Linked DNA regions of Homo sapiens: regions 2 and 3 are each linked to region 1. The links are chromatin contacts, found by Hi-C or POLR2A ChIA-PET in ENCODE. All regions are on one chromosome and are shown on one strand. The core of a region is the stretch at or near the end of the contact, and the rest is flanking DNA. Distances in the headings are between cores, read along the strand shown. Region 1 has its middle 110 kb from the start of SLC22A3. Region 2 overlaps IGF2R (insulin like growth factor 2 receptor). Region 3 overlaps IGF2R (insulin like growth factor 2 receptor).

What was found. Hi-C counts contacts between places; a loop is a spot of excess contacts on that map. ChIA-PET counts read pairs that join two places held with the same protein, here RNA polymerase II (POLR2A). Pooled maps may share reads with other maps.
Region 2: a pooled map shows a loop between it and region 1 (3-fold over the local background). The contact joins two enhancer-like sites. A Hi-C loop is called at or near these places in 3 of 168 maps with a recorded cell type or tissue (CD4-positive, alpha-beta memory T cell, ascending aorta and naive thymus-derived CD4-positive, alpha-beta T cell), 2 of 37 single-sample maps with no recorded cell type and 11 of 50 pooled maps.
Region 3: a loop to region 1 is called in a map of GM23248, with 2.4 times the contacts of the local background. The contact joins two enhancer-like sites. A Hi-C loop is called at or near these places in 7 of 168 maps with a recorded cell type or tissue (GM23248, IMR-90, colonic mucosa and 4 more) and 7 of 50 pooled maps. POLR2A ChIA-PET finds 5 or more read pairs at or near these places in 1 of 52 experiments (H1).

Annotation. Positions count from the first base shown.
Region 1 is chr6:160,454,430-160,457,807 of GRCh38, forward strand. No RefSeq gene overlaps it. Among named protein-coding and RNA genes, the nearest start is that of SLC22A3, 110 kb to the left of the region's middle. Within about 2 kb of position 1,607, at least 11 of the 41 ENCODE cell types and tissues checked have a DNase peak (open chromatin) inside an H3K27ac peak, as active enhancers do.
Region 2 is chr6:159,980,690-159,984,067 of GRCh38, forward strand. The region is part of intron 1 of IGF2R (insulin like growth factor 2 receptor); the gene reads left to right. Among named protein-coding and RNA genes, the nearest start is that of IGF2R, 13 kb to the left of the region's middle. RefSeq lists enhancers at 1-280, 1,113-1,162, 1,173-1,282, 1,473-1,642, 2,390-2,629 and a silencer at 2,508-2,802. Within about 2 kb of position 1,367, at least 28 of the 41 ENCODE cell types and tissues checked have a DNase peak (open chromatin) inside an H3K27ac peak, as active enhancers do.
Region 3 is chr6:160,102,046-160,105,423 of GRCh38, forward strand. IGF2R (insulin like growth factor 2 receptor) reads left to right here. Exons shown (of 48, transcript NM_000876.4): 46 at 474-626; 47 at 1,701-1,770; 48 at 2,629-3,378. The coding sequence ends at 3,039. Among named protein-coding and RNA genes, the nearest start is that of SLC22A1, 18 kb to the right of the region's middle. Within about 2 kb of position 1,491, at least 2 of the 41 ENCODE cell types and tissues checked have a DNase peak (open chromatin) inside an H3K27ac peak, as active enhancers do.

The DNA of each region.
Region 1 (3,378 bases), core at 357-2,856:
CAGAAGAACAGAGCAGTGGCACTGGACCTCCTGTCTGTCCGTGAGGCTGCAGAACACAAGGCAGCTCCCAATGCCGCTGGACTCTCTGACCTTGGAGAGTGTAAACATCATATATGATTCTGTGTTCCTGAGATCTGGGTTTAACGATCTGGGCTTTGTCATGGTGTTTTACGTTCGTTGTTGTTTGTGTACTTTTTGCTTTTCTTTTGAAAGTATGAAAATGATTTTTACAATGTAAAGAGAGTCTGAGAAATGCAATTGCTATTCTTTTTATATACTTTTTCAGATTTTTTATATGCTTCTTTACTACTTACATCATAATGCACAATTTTATATACTGATTTTTTCAATCAATGTATATCATGAGTTTTTAAAATAATGCTACAATCTTCATAACTAATATTTTAATGGGGAGTGACTGCTTAATTGGCATGAGGTTTCCTTTTGAGATGAGGAAAATGTTCTGAAAATATGGTGATGGTTGCACACCATTGTGAATGTACTGAATGCCATTCAGTGGTACCCTGCAAAATAATTAAAATCCTAACTCTTATGTTGTGTATATTTTATTGCAATAAAAAGAATAGTCGTCATTTACTAAGAATTAACCTTTTCAGGCACAAGCTCTTAATGTGGTGTATCTCACTTCATCCTCACAACCGTCCTATGAAACAGGCACTTTTATCATTCCTGTTCTACAGCTGAGGAAACTGAGGTGTAAGGAGGTTGTGTAGTTCAGCTTGAGCCTGGGTCTGCGGAGTCACTGCCCAAATGCTTCCTCCCCGTGCACACTGGCCCCACTCTTGCTTCCAATCTTCCACATGTTTGTTCATAAAGTTCATTCTCGTTTCTTTTCTGAAGTCTAAGTTCCCATAATTATGTTGACATATTTCCATCTCGCGGTAACACTCCCAAATTATTTTCTAAAAGTGTGTGACAGTATAAAATGTTACTGGAAACAATTCTCCTCACCCTTGTGAGTATTCAATTTTTAAAAGATTAGCTAACATAGTAGGTGGAAATTGTCCTGATTCATTTTCTGATTTACACTTCCTTGACAATTAGGGAGAAGAAATACAACTAGGGACAATTCTCCTAGTTGTAGTTTTTCTTTTGTGAAAAACTGCTTTATTTCCTTTGCCAAATTGAAACAGAACATCTGCTAAACTGCCAGAGGGAATGCTGTTTTTCCAGATGGACACGCCAAGGATGTCTCAGTGCTCTCACAAATAATCGTTTTCCAATTTTGCAAGCCCAGCTTTGATTAGAATTTCTCAAAATATTTTGCTTTGCGAGCATGACACAGGCAAAAGCTGAGGCACTCTTTCTTTCTTCCCCCAAAGTGTTGGACTGCACTTAGATCATTGTCTCAGGTTCAGAAAACTGACACTGAATCTGGAGTTTACATGAGCAGCGTAGAAGAGGCTCTTCCCAGAGCCTGGCTCCAGAGCCCAGCTCAGCCCTAGCCGGGAAGGAGCTGCATGGAGGAAGCTCCTCCTGGCTACCAAGCATCGGGCAGGGGGTGCATGACGTGGACTGTGTAGATGGGTGAGGGAGCACCCTTTTCAAAATATTTTGCTGAAAATTAAGTTAGATATCACTGCTCTCAGATCTGCTCTCAGAGCAAGGCAAACATCCTGATCAGGAGGTAAACCCACCACTAGTTGCCAGGAAATTGACGCGGTCTGTGAGTATGTGCTGCCATCCAGTGGCCAATGTAGAGATGGCACCTCTGAGGGCGGGGGGCCACGGGTGACCTTGAGGATTGAAGCCCTCCCTGATTGGGTCCTGGGGAGAGGGCCACAAGATTAGCCCAGTGATTGTGGATGGGGCTGACACGGAAGAGCCCCTTGGCCTCAACACCTACTCTGCATTTGGAATATCCAAGTCAAGGAAGGTCTGGAAACATGAAGGGGAGAGGGGGAGAATTTCGACCTCCCTCTGAGAAGCTGAGAACACCCATTGATCTGATGTCATCAACATATAGAAAATCGATAAACAGATCTGAGTTATGTTTTGTGACTCCTCCTGGTCTAGTTAGTGTTCTGAGAATCATTTTCTCAGTGGACATGTGGGTGAGACCAGAGGAGACAGGGAGCCAGTGCAGGATGGTGGTTAGAAATGTGCAGAAGGGGGTGGGAGAGAGGACACAGCGAGTGGGCTCTGGGGTCAAGGCCCGGTTACACGCCGGTTATGTGATGTTTATTTATGATGATAGTGGTGATAGTGATGGTGATAGTAGTGATAATAGTGATGATGGTGGTGGTGATGATGGTTGTGGTAATGATAATGGTGATGGTGGTGGTGATGGTGATGATGGTGGTGGTAGTGATAATGGCAATGGTGGTGATGGTGATGGTGGTGATGGCGGTGGTAGTGGTAGTAATGATGATGATGGCGGTGGTGATGGTGATGATGGTGATGGTGGTGGAATGGTGGTGATGGTAATGGTAGTAATGATGATGACGGTGGTGGTGATGATGTTGATGGGGAGGATGATGATAAGTGGTGGACGGGGATGACGGCGATGATTAATAACCCTAATCCTCACAATGACCTTATATGTAAGTACAGATGAGAAAGCTGAGGCTAAAAGAGATTAAATAACTGCCCAACGTCACATGGAATATGGGAGAGACAGAACTCACACCCGGATCCTTATGATTTTAGCTTCATGCTTTCATCAGTTGAAGTATTGTAGAGGATCTGTTTGTTTTCTGGCTGCCCAGCAGCCTTTCACCCTACATCCCATAATTCTGGTGAGGGATCTACCTTTTGCTCCCTTCTGGGTATGAATGGGGTCCTGCCTCCACCTTCAGCATGGAACAGCTGATGCAGGTCAGAGCCAATCAGTGACGGGCTCAGGGGCAGGACCATGACCCAATTTCAGTCTCTCAGAGTGGACAGACTATTGTTCATGTAAGGGAGAGAGTGGCCTTTCTTATTCTTTCTCAACAGAGCCAGAGCCACCACAGCATCTGCAGCCACGGGAGTGTCACCTTTGTGCCCCAAATAGTGCCTACTCCATGATTGGGAGGGTCTGGGGTCTGGGGCCTAATGTGAGCCTGAAGACTTTTCAGCTCACTAAGAATTTGCCTTGTTTTGCTTAATCCAATTTGAGTTGGATTTTCTGTCACTTGCAAGAAAGAGTCATGTTAGATTCAACTCTATTCCATATTATTAGTAGGAGCTGCCATGGTGGAGTGCTTAGGATGTGCTCGGCACTTGATGCACTTTCTTATTATTTCCCTGTAACAGCCCTGCAGCCCACATCAGCTAGGAAACAATCAGCGAGAGCTCACGACTTTTCTAAGTCCCGACAGCCCATAGGCGGGAGCCAGGGTTCCAATTCAGGTTTGTCTGTACCACCCTGCACCT
Region 2 (3,378 bases), core at 117-2,616, 470 kb before region 1:
AAGGCCCACCTTCCCTTGTAGTTTGCACACTCCAGGAAGGGCCCTGGGTCTGGGAGGGTTTTCTGGGACCTTGGTGACAGGGAGAGTAGGGGGCTGAACATTAAGGTCTGAATTCTGCGCTGGGGGCTGGATTGTCCTTAAAGGCGGTTGGCCTCAGACATCCACATGGCAAAGCAGGGAGTTTAGCCCATCTACAACTCTTCTTTATACATGAGGAGCAAAGTATGAGACCGCCCAGGTAATTGCTCTGATTGGAAGAAAATCATCACGGAGCAGGGTTTAGGGTTGAAATACTGGCCTGCATCCTGTACTGTTGAGTTGATCTGAGCCAAGGATAGCAGAGAGGACCAGCCATTTTTGTGGTAGCTTTCTGTTGTGGAGGGCACTTGCCCACCTCCTGGGAACGCCACACCCTGGTGTGTTTGCCCTTGTTCTGTTTCCCCTGCTGCTCTTCTGCTGGAAGCTCTGGACTCACCTGTCTCTGTTGTGGATGGTGCAGGGCGGGCAGGCCAGAGTGGCATCCTTGTCCTGAGAGGTCCCAGGAGGCAGTTGAGTGTGTATGTGTGCGTGAGTGCGTGTGTGAGTGCACGAGTGTGTGAGTGCAAGTGTGTGTGTCTGAGTGTCTGTGAGTGCAAGTGTGTGTGTCTGAGTGTGTGTGTGTGAGTGTGTTTGTCTGAGTGCGTGTGTCTCTGTCTTCATCAGCTCCTAGGAGATGCCTCCGGACAGGGGCCTGCCCGTCTCTCCCTCCAGTTCCTTGCCAGTGTCATGTGACACTCCTTTCAGAGGGCACCCCCCGCCCCCAGCCAACTCACCTTTTTTTGTAAACTTAGTTTTTAAGCAGTCCAACTCTCTCTCTGGATTCAAATGAAAGCTTTAGATCATAGTCTGTTTCGATAGCTCTGTGTTCCTGGTGGTGGTTTTCTCCTCACAATGACCTTGTAGGCTAGCTGAGTTTTGTCGAGGAAGTTGAGCTGGGAGAGACTGGCTCACACAGCTTGTTAGTCAGCGCTGGGGCAGGAATCTGGCCCAGGCCCTTCATGGCACCTTTCTTAGGGTAGCGTGCCCCCTCTCTATTCCAGGTGACCTCTGTTACGCAGTCCCCATTGCCTGCCCTGGTTCCCTGGGCTCTGACATCAACTTAGATGTCGTGTTTGACTTAGGGCTTCCAGCCGGATCCCTCTCCATACACCGGGCTTCCTTCCAGACCCTGCATACCTCTCAGGGAAAACCAAAGGCTGACGTTTGGCATTTCCCTGCTTCTATTTATTTGTATTTGTCGGCCCTGTATCTTTGTCCACAGCTTTGTGGGTTTGTTAGAATAGGAAGTGAAGTACTTCCTATATAAGCTCTGGCCATGCTGTGTCAAACTCACGTGCTTCCCCAGCCTTCAGCTCGGGGTAGGAGTCTTCATGCAAATCAGATTGTTTCTCTTTTAGTGTAGGCAACAGCAAGTTGTTGACGACAGTGGTTACCTTAGGCTCTTGACATTCTGCTCCCAAGGTCCAGTGTGGGAACCCTGCCTCCTTGCTCCTCTTCCTTGCTGTTTTTTCCCTTTCTCCTTAGTTAAGGAGACTGGTCTGGATTTCTGAAGGTGACTGTGCTGGATATGTATGAGCTGAAACACTGTCTGATACTGTTGAGGGACAGTAGTGAGCCAGGTGATTTCTTGAATACTCTGTTAGAGGACTTGCGTGCATGTCGAAAGTAGGAGAATCTTTTTTGGATGTTCAGGTTGGAAACACTTCACATTCTCTTTGTCTCCAACATGTTAGATTTGTTGCTTGCTGTAGACTCAGAGAAACATTTCTCTAGCTAGTGACCATGTATCTTGTTATGTGAATTTCACTTATGTGTCACCAACTGGGTTTCTGTCTTTTAAGGAAACCAAATTACAGATTCACACGTGCCTACTTTTATTATTACTGATCCCATCCTGCCTTTATCTTGCTTTATTAATTGCAGGCCAGTAGTAAAATGTTTAATAGTTACATGACCATTAGCATAACCCCAAGATTCACAGGGACTGAGGAAACTAAGATATATTTTAAAAGAGTTTGGATATATGGCAATAAATGAGGAAGGGACAGAGTGATACTTCATGGAGATGTTTTGTGTTGAAGGGAAGGAACCCAGTTTTCTAAGATTTATTTTCTTTAAGAGATTGAGCATACCATATATTTTGATCATAGAATTTTACATACTTTAGATGCTAGCTGTTTTTAAAAGGAAAGAACTCCAAATTACATCTTGCAAGCTATTGTGGTTTTGCAAGCATTGAGTGATGGCATATATGAAAACTCTGAGAGGTGTCATATTAAGATACCAATGTCAGTTTAAAGATATTCTATATCTGTATCCCTATGACATTGTATTTTGAATTTTTTATTTTTCATTTTTGGACAGACATTTAGAACTCACTCAGTGGAGATGGCTCTGCATCTCTGTTTTAAGCTTTTTGAACTCTAGGCAGCTGTGTCGGCCTGGGGCTACATTGACTTCTTCATTGCAGCCCCTCGATTGGTTTCGTCTGGACCAGGGTGGGTTTCGATTGCGGCCCTTGCTGGAACAGTAGCAGGAAAGTAGAAACACCTTCCTGTCTCTGGGTTAACCAGCTGACAGTCTGTTACTTGTGTGCTTCCTTCTAATTGGTAATCTGCCAACACCTTTCAGGATATTATGAAATTTCAAGCAAATGAGGTTAAAATGGAACCTCTGTACTTCTGAACAGGCGTGGACTGACTGCAGTTCTCCAGGATAGTTTCAGCAGAAGCAGTGAGATTACAGTCAGGAGCAAAACAGTATCTGAGCTTTCTTTATGGGAAAGATTCCGACTGTGTGCTTGGTTTATATGGTTAAATTAATTGCCCTTGTTAAATTAAAAAAATAGGGTATGTTTCTGCCACAGACTTTGCTTTAAAAGCAGAGATCTTCTAAAGTCATTTGCCTTGTATTTGACTTCTGCTGCTCCCCGTTTCCTGCTGGGCCTGATGGTTTGATTGTAGAATGTTTCTGAGTTGTGTCACTGTTGGACTCTGCTGAGCTGAGTAGTCTCATTAAAGGAGAGTGTGCATCTGAGTTGAGGAAGACAATATAGATGTGGACCTTGTTTGTAGAGTTCACAAGCTGCTTACATAGAAATAGCAAGGACAGTGCAGCCAGTGGGAAGGAGCCGGCTGAGGGACTTGATATTATTTCCATGGAAACCAGTTGGGTATGGGAAGAGAGGTTGTGGAAGGCAATGCTCTGGTGTTTGGCAATTCACACTGTGCAGAAGAGAAAGCAGAACTGGACTGGGAGTATAGAGTAGCAGAAGTTTAAGCTTGGGGAAGAAGTTGAGCAAGGAAAAGCATATGATCTGTTGATCAGCATGATGTGATG
Region 3 (3,378 bases), core at 241-2,740, 350 kb before region 1:
TCTAAGGCCCCCTGGGCCCCTTTCGTGTGGAGATGGTGTCTCATGGTGGGCTGCGCTCACTGCTTCCAGAAGAAATTCTGAGAGGAAAGAGCTCTGACCCTGGAGAGAAGTGTGGTGCTTCGGGACAGCCTCTGCCCCAGCCTAGTCCTGCCGTGGATTGGGCCACCTAGAGGGGGCCGCGTCCCTCCTGCCTGTCTCCTCTGTGTTTGGGTGAATGATAGTTCATGGAGCTGGAAGCAGTGCCTTCTTGTCTGCTTTCTGACAACCCTGCCACAAACTCATCATCAGGAACTTTTTGCAGCCCTCTTCCATGTGGAGTGGGACTTGTGGCCTTGTTTTCTGGGCAGGAGTAAGAATCACATGGTGTTGGGAAAGTCAGAGCTGCTCTTGCCTTGGGGACTCAGGTCTCAGGTTGTGGCTGTGGCAGCAGGACCACCCTGTGACACGGCTCCTTTTCTGTGACGTCCTTGCAGGGTGGGCTTTGACAGCGAGAATCCCGGGGACGACGGGCAGATGCACAAGGGGCTGTCAGAACGGAGCCAGGCAGTCGGCGCGGTGCTCAGCCTGCTGCTGGTGGCGCTCACCTGCTGCCTGCTGGCCCTGTTGCTCTACAAGAAGGAGAGGAGGTAAGCGGGTGGCAGGGCGAGGTGGGGCGGGTGGATGCATGCCTCCCATAGCTAATCTTGGGGTCAGTTTTGTGGGGTTTTATTTATTTGTTTTTAAGCCCTACAGCAGCGAAGGCTCGAGGTTCTTAGTCCAAAACTCTCTGGAAGCAGTCCCCAGCGTTGTGGTTTTTAAATGCCTGCATTTCTGTCTGACCAAGGCCGAGGCCCTCGCACATCACCCGTGCCTGCGGCTTCTAGGACCGTGGTCCTTTGTGTCCAAAGATGAGTAGAACATTAAACGGCACCTTTCATGGGTGCCTTTTCCCACTGAGCAGCTGACCCCTCTGCCCTCCTCACATCATAAATGCAGGAGTTTATTAAGCGCCTGCTATGTACCAGGTATGATGCCATCCTTTTGCGCCACTTTGCTGGGTGAAAGGACTCTCCATGTGACGGTCAAGCAGATTTTCACGTCAGGCGTCAGTGTTAGTGGCTCTGACCTGGGGGCAGGAGCTGGCCAGCTCAGGCGTTCCCTGCTGCCACTGTCATTTGCCAGCTGAGCCACAGGCCAATGAGAGAGGTGGTCAGAAAGTACCAACCATGGAGGTTGCAGTGAGCCAAGATCTCACCACTGCACTCTAGCCTGGGCAACACAGTGAGACTCTGTCCAAAAAAAAAAAAAAAGTACCGATTGTGGCCCTCTACACCCAAAATGCAGAATGGGGCAGAAGAAGGTCTGGGCCGGGAAGGGCATGTGATGTCTGTCTCTGCGAGCCACCATTGGGCAGGCTTAGTGGCGACGGACTGGTGTGGTCCTGTTAGTCATGTGAAAAAGTCCTTGCCCTAATGTTAAGTTGCTCTAGAGGGCCCTCTGCTGTTGGATTCCAAAGCCCATCTTCTTTCCACTCAATCACAACAAATACATTAGGGTATATATAACCTGTCACGGCTACTCATTTGTCATTCAGAATGTGGGAGAAATGCAGCCACCACCAGCCCCCTGGTGGTGCAGATGGGGGTGGGGCTGGCGGGGGTGGGGCTCCTGCCCATGCCCTCTCTACACTGGAGTAATTATTGTCTCCTTTTTTTTTATAGGGAAACAGTGATAAGTAAGCTGACCACTTGCTGTAGGAGAAGTTCCAACGTGTCCTACAAATACTCAAAGGTAATTTTCTGTGGCGAGTCTCTTGAAGGCCTGCCTCCCCGGCCCCCTGTGCTGCGCTGTCCATGTCGTTCTCATCAGGGGTGCCAAGGAAAGCAGTCACAGGCTGACTGGAATCCAGAAAGGAAAGCAACACCCGTTGCCTCAGCCACTTACGCCAGCACATTTTTTTGTTATTTTTTTCCCTCAAGTTTCTCTCGTGGTTACAACTGATTTCCTTGAAGTATTTAATAATTAGGTTGTTTCCACTGTTTTTGGCTGTTCTTTAAAAAAAAAACAAAACACACACACACACAGTAGTGAAGATAGTTGTGCATGTAGCATTTGGATGATTTCTTTCAGGTAAATTTGCAGAAAAGAGGCATTATCTGGATCAAAGGACATAATGTTTGTGGTCTCGATGGGTAATGATGAATTGCTCTCTAAAACTAGGCTTTTGACTGGAGTCCCTCCTTTGACATTCCTCCCCTGCCATGCAGTGGGCACCTTTCAGTCTATGAGTAGCCCGGAAGAGCCCCTTCTCCCCCAGCTGCGCTGGGGGATCACTGGTCTGCTTTTCGGTCCAGGCCATCCCGAACGCCTTCTGCTTGGTCCCACCCTTGGCTGTGAGACTCCTGCCAAATGACCCCACTGCCACCCTCCCAAACCCTCCTGCCTTGGTGCAGTCTCATTAGGAACAGGAAGGTGTTGCCAGCCCTCGTCTTCCTTTCCCTGGGAACTGGAGATGCAGTGACTGTGAGGACAGTGGGCCAGTTCTTCCCCAGCTCGTGCCAGCAGAGAGCATCCCTGATGTGGTGGATGGTGGAGCAGAATGGGGTCTCTTAGGGGGCTCACGTGGTCTCTGCTGTTGATCCCTGGCAGGTGAATAAGGAAGAAGAGACAGATGAGAATGAAACAGAGTGGCTGATGGAAGAGATCCAGCTGCCTCCTCCACGGCAGGGAAAGGAAGGGCAGGAGAACGGCCATATTACCACCAAGTCAGTGAAAGCCCTCAGCTCCCTGCATGGGGATGACCAGGACAGTGAGGATGAGGTTCTGACCATCCCAGAGGTGAAAGTTCACTCGGGCAGGGGAGCTGGGGCAGAGAGCTCCCACCCAGTGAGAAACGCACAGAGCAATGCCCTTCAGGAGCGTGAGGACGATAGGGTGGGGCTGGTCAGGGGTGAGAAGGCGAGGAAAGGGAAGTCCAGCTCTGCACAGCAGAAGACAGTGAGCTCCACCAAGCTGGTGTCCTTCCATGACGACAGCGACGAGGACCTCTTACACATCTGACTCCGCAGTGCCTGCAGGGGAGCACGGAGCCGCGGGACAGCCAAGCACCTCCAACCAAATAAGACTTCCACTCGATGATGCTTCTATAATTTTGCCTTTAACAGAAACTTTCAAAAGGGAAGAGTTTTTGTGATGGGGGAGAGGGTGAAGGAGGTCAGGCCCCACTCCTTCCTGATTGTTTACAGTCATTGGAATAAGGCATGGCTCAGATCGGCCACAGGGCGGTACCTTGTGCCCAGGGTTTTGCCCCAAGTCCTCATTTAAAAGCATAAGGCCGGACGCATCTCAAAACAGAGGGCTGCATTCGAAGAAACCCTTGCTGCTTTAGTCCCGATAGGG